Regions from separate parts of the Homo sapiens genome. Here region 2 is linked to region 1. The links are chromatin loops, found by intact Hi-C in ENCODE. Cell type or tissue: mammary epithelial cell. All regions are shown on one strand. Links, peaks and the distances in the headings refer to the core of each region. The heading gives the core; the rest is flanking DNA. Region 1 overlaps RIN2 (Ras and Rab interactor 2). Region 2 overlaps RIN2 (Ras and Rab interactor 2).

Region 1 (2,815 bases), core at 273-2,772:
CCACCATACTCAGCTAATTTTTGTATTTTTAGTAGATTCAGGGCTTCACCATGTTGGCCAGGATGGTCTCGGTCTCTTGACCTCGTGATCCACTCGCCTCGGCCTCCCAAAGTGCTGGGATTACAGGCGTGAGCCACAGCGCTCGGCCAGAATTTCAGTTTTAATTAAAAAACAAAACAGGAAAGAATGGAGTAAGGGTTCACAGTGAAAGGAATTGGATAGGGGAGATGAATCTGTAGCATGCAATATCAGAAGGGAAATTTTGAAACAGAAAATGACAAAAAATTTTCTGTAAATTGAGCTTGTCAGTGTCCTCTGAGCACATAGAGTTGGTTTAGGGAAGGAAGAGAGCAGAGTGGGTATGAAAAGGGAATTTGGATTATAAGCAAATATGAAGCTCAGCCATTTTCGGTCTTGTGAAGATGATTAGTTACTCTGAGGGGATGAGTCACTAAGATTTGAAATTTACTGAAATGCAAAGGTTTGTTCCTCATTTGGAACCTGCGCTCTGATGCGGACATCTGCTGAGACACCCTTGACTTCTTAATCCAGATGGGACACATGGAGCAGAGACTGTGAGTGCTCTGCCCACAACCCTTGGAAGTCACCGTTTTCTTCTGTTGTGATGGCTCTACTGCAGGCACCTGGAAGTCTCTGCCCACAGCTGAGGAAGCTCTGTGGCTGGGAGTGAGTGCTGAGCAGATCAGACCACAGTGCTGGGGAGTTAATACCCCAGGGCAGCCCTCAGCCAAGGAGGGATGGCAGTGGGTGCACAAACACCCCAGCTGCCTCGCTCTTATGTGGAACAACTTGGATGCCCCCACACAGTCTCTCAGAGGTCCCCAGTGGGATTGCACCATGTATTGGCTGCCTCCCCTTCCTGTCTCACTCCCCTACTCTCCCACATGAACTTTCTGTGATCACTCAACACAGAATAGACTACTTGCATTCGTATTCTGTCTCTGCTACTGGAGGAACCCAAACAATGTTTTTCTTTTTACTATAAATTCAGAGCAGGAAATCCCTGCTGGGATTCGCTCCATCTTAGGCAGTCAGATACCTTCACTACCCGTAGGGCCTTTTCTCCCAGCTGCACTGCTGTCATCCCGAAGGTCTTAGGGAATGGCCACAGAGGGGTCTCTTGTGCTGTTCTGCTCTCATTGAGGTTGTAGTGACCAGAACTGGGCACAGTTTCCCAGTGCCACCTTAGTCTCATCTCTCCCTGACACACACAAAACACCCTTTGTTATCATTTAGGATATAGCTAACAGGATAACATTCACAAGACTGGTGTTTCTCAAACTGGAATGTGCACACGCATGACCTAGGGACCTGGTGAAGGTGCAGGTTCTGATTCAGAGGCATTCCGTAGGGCCTGAGAGTCTGCATTTTTAGCAAACTCCATGGCTGACGGGCAGACCACACTGTGAACAAGGTTCCACTGGAGTGTGAGAGCCCCAACCACAAGACCAATTCTTTCCCAGGTCGGTATATCCAGTGTCTCGTCCAGCTGGCTACATAGTGGGTGCTGAGTTTATATTTGTTAAATTTGGCTCTTGCAATTGATTAACACATCGATTCACTAATTTAATTCAGCTGCCCAGCTTCAAACACGAGAGCAGCAACTGTTTAATGCAAATTTTTTTGATGCAATGTCCTTCTGATGGTGGGAAAGTACATACTGGGAAAGTCATACAGGAACACCACAGAACAATGCAGAGCGTGTGCAGACAGGCAAATTTGGTGTGAGTCATTGTCAACTCACACCATTGTCAACATTATTGAAGACCTGCTACCTTTAGGGTAATAGCCTAACTAGACACCAAAAGAAGCATAAGATATTATTTCTATCCCCCAAAAGGCTTGCAATGTGACTGAAAAAATGAGACAGACAATAAGAAACAAGCATCAGGTGAGTGGTTAAAGACAGTAGTAACCCTGACAACTAGTTTGCTTGATCTAACTCACTTGACATCTCAGTAAGCCCGTCTGATCACTGAACTGATAATACTGTTATTAAAGCCACCTGGCTCTCCTAGACCGCAAACTCTGGTAGTTGCATTTCACAAAATTCAGATTCAACTTCACACGCACCCCATCACAACGCACGTGTGCATATGCCTATGGGCAGATGGGCCCCCTTAATCACATAGGTTTTAATATTTTTATTCGGGGCAAGAGAAAAAAATAATCTTCCTTAAAAACAGGTTCTAATCCACATTCATAGCAGCATTATTTCCCACAGTCAAAAGGTAGAAGCACCCAGTGTCCGCTGATGGATGAATGAATAAGCAAAATGTGGTCTTCTCATACAATGGAATATTATTCAGCCTTAAAAAGGAAGAAAATTATAACATATGCTACAAAAAGGATAAACTTTGAGGACATTAAGCTAAGTGAAATAAGCCAGTTACAGAAGGACAAACACTGTATGATTCCACTTGTAGGAAGTACCGAGAGGAGTCAAACTCATAGAAACAGGAAGCAGAAGGGTAGTTACCAGGGGTTGAGGAAAAGGAGGAATGGGGAATTATTTAATAGATAGAGTTTCAATTCTGCAAGATGAAAGGAGTTCTGGAAATGGATGGTGGTGATGGTTGCACAACAATATGAATGTACTTAATGCCACAGAATTGTACATTTAAAAATGTTTAAAATGTGACTGGGCATGGTGGCTCATGTCTGTAATCTCAGCACTTTCAGAAGTCAAGGCAGGAAGATGGCTTGAGCCTAGGAGTTTGAGAACAGCCTGGGCAACACAGTGAGACACCATCACTAAAGTGCTTAAAATGGTGAGCTTAAAAAACATGGTTAA
Region 2 (2,815 bases), core at 138-2,637, 79 kb before region 1:
ACAAAATTGACCACACTTTGAAACATGTGGATGCAATTAGAGAAGGTTTTAAATTTCAGCAAGACTATAACCCTACCACAAGAGCTGTGCACTTCTAAGGGATTCTATGACGCCTTTTTGGTAAATGAGAATACCTGCTTAAACAGCGGAAAACAGACGTGGCTGCTACCCCGCAAACCAAAGAGGACTTTGGGCAGGCACGGAAAAGTCCAATCTGTATTTTTGCCACTGCTCAGTAGCCTCTTCCTCCCAGGCTGCATAGCTTCAGTTCGATGCTGTGCAGGCCTGGTCTGTGATCACAGCCAACCCAACTGGGCCGCCTACTTCCCAAGGAAGGCAGCCAAGAAGCCCCAGACACGGTTAAGTGGAAGCAGGCTCTATTTAAGTGCGAGCTCACCAGCAGCTTTTGTATCCTCACTAGCTGTGCCCTTGTCTTTCTTGTGGGATTCGTGGAGGAGAAGACAGCCACCTGTCCATTAGTCATCAACACAGGGCCTTGCCCTGGGCCAATCTGGGAAAGGGGCAGGAAGTAGCTGTTTCTATCCTTGAGCCACAAGATACAAGCAATGTTTGTCCTGAGTGCACATTGTCAGCAACAGAATCGACTTTCTAAGTGAAACCGGCGTGTCTTTTTCCCCAAAGCCCTAAGAGCTCTACATACTTATATTACTAGAATTAAACATGATCGAAGCTCGAAAAAGAATAACCAAACCCCAAACTGTATTAATAACAAACATTACAGTGGAAGGAAGGAAAGCATGCTATGTAGACTAACATGCTTCTCTTGGTCCCTGGGCAAAACCACATGTTTGGCCTTGTCCTGTCTAATCCCAGGGCAGAGCAGGCAAGAAAAGCTCCAGGGAGGGCCTTGGAGGCTCATCGGGGAGTGTCTGGTTCCATGGTTAGTAATATTAATAAGGGGACAGAAGAGGCTAAAGGGTGAAAGCATGAAAGAGGCCCATTCATACCTGCCTGGGATCGGGTACGGGAGGAGAGATATTCATCCCCCATCCTGAGTCAGCACTACCCATGGTCACGTGGGAAGGGCATAATCGGGCTCCAAGGAGGGCGGTCCCTCCGACAGGAAAAGTTAAGGCCTGGTGAATTCACATTACAGGACTGAGGAGACTAAGGGGGCACATTCTGGGGGTGGTAAAAATGCATTTCATTCCCTCCAGGGAAAATGCTGGGATGACTCATTCCTTAGGGAATCCTGTCAGAGATGGACCTTTCTACTCAAGCCCAGACTGAAACTCACGGGAAAAAAAAAAACGAAACCGTGACAATCCCCCCCAGGGCTTGTCTGGGCTTTTATCTGGATATATAAAAATGGATTAAGAGGATTCACAGTGCACAGGCCCTGATTTGTTCTCCTTTGAAAAGATAAGCTCACATAGAGTCCCAGTTATTTCTGCGTTTCAAGGCTGTGCACTACTGTGCCAAACATCCTAATCATTTCCATGTAAAATACCTAAGCTATGTGTAAGGAGAAGGAATTTCTGCTAAGACATGTTGGGGTTAGGCAGACACAAGGAGAAGGAACCCGAATGCCAACGTAAATTGAGAGCAAACTGCACAGATTCCACACCCCTGTATTTTTACTATAAAAATGAAAAGATACTTAAAAAAAACTGGAAAAAAATTAATACTGTTTTCACCTTGAAAACGAAATTTTAAAAAATAAAAACAAAGCCAAGCTTTTATCCATTTCACTAATATAAGAGCAGGTTATTTTCCTGGCAATGGAAATATCCTCAACAAAAGTTTATAATTTCCTCTTGGAGCCAAAGAAACCATTTCTTCCAAAAAAAATGGCATTTATTCTACTGAATGTATTTTTTTTATTGCCATTAAGCAATCTTAGTGAAGTATAGTTAAGATGGGGTTATATTTTTTCTTTGTGTTTTTCCTGACTTTTCCAAATTTTCTACCACGAGTGTGTATTACTTTTGCAATCAGAAAAAGGTTAGTACACTCTTTTAAATTAATAAAAAATTCAGTTAACACTTAAGATGTCAAAAAAGCACCCAAGTAACTGCTTCATGGGTGCAGAATTTTATTTTAGGGTGAGGAAAATAGTTTGACACTAAATAAAGGTGGAGAATGCATGACATTGTGAATATACTAAATGCCACTGAATTATTCACTGTAAAATGATTAATGTTATGTGACATGAATTTCGTCTCAATTATAAAAAAATGAAAAAAATAGCACCCAGTTCCTTCAACTTTTCTCAAAAGCAGTTACCTTCTCCATGTAACAGCGATGGGTCTAGGAGCTCCATCATGTACTCGATTTCAGTGTCCAATTCAAGCATGTCACACTGGGCTATGACATAGGTCAGGACTGGCAAGAAGTCATCAGCGCCATACATCCTCCCTGAGAGCAGGAAGAGAAGGAGATGGAATATTTTTACCAACTTTTCTTTCTTTCACATCCTTCTTGCTGCTTTTATTAGACAGCAAGGAGTCACTCTGGGGGGAACTGTGCTATTTATAAACAGAGGTGAGTGTTTCTGGAATCCTATGTAGCCTCTGACCCTCCCAGCTGCTAATGTTAGAGACCAGCCCTTACAGTTTCAGAATGAATGTCTATGAACCAATGAACACATTACAGATTTTCTCCCTACTTTTATAATTTGTATAAAATTATGTGATAGAACAGAATACTCGTTAAAATATTTTAACTTTCAGCAAACAAGATTATAAAATGCTTACAAAATATTTACTTATGCTAATTCTTTGTGTCTTACTTCCTCTTTCTTGCTGTGCACATTATTTACAAACATAATGACAAGGTCAAACTCAAACCAGGA

What was found. A loop is a pair of places that touch in the nucleus more often than their neighbours do. Peaks named below come from ENCODE experiments on the same cell type or tissue, not always from the same donor. Only the 100,000 strongest peaks of a DNase experiment are listed, where the experiment ranks them.
Region 2: it touches region 1 in a loop (6-fold over the local background); 31 of 110 quality-filtered maps call a loop at or near these places.

The regions. Positions count from the first base shown.
Region 1 is chr20:19,913,293-19,916,107 of GRCh38, reverse strand. All of the region lies in intron 3 of RIN2 (Ras and Rab interactor 2), which reads right to left. Among named protein-coding and RNA genes, the nearest start is that of NAA20, 100 kb to the left of the region's middle. RefSeq lists an enhancer at 556-625. In mammary epithelial cell, for the core only: no CTCF peak of the experiment used is centred there; a DNase peak (open chromatin) is centred at 1,727; H3K27ac peaks cover 2,180 bases.
Region 2 is chr20:19,991,732-19,994,546 of GRCh38, reverse strand. RIN2 (Ras and Rab interactor 2) reads right to left here. Exons shown (of 13, transcript NM_018993.4): 11 at 2,248-2,379. Among named protein-coding and RNA genes, the nearest start is that of NAA20, 24 kb to the left of the region's middle. RefSeq lists an enhancer at 671-1,542. In mammary epithelial cell, for the core only: no CTCF peak of the experiment used is centred there; DNase peaks (open chromatin) are centred at 486 and 1,146; H3K4me3 peaks cover 204 bases; H3K27ac peaks cover 2,500 bases.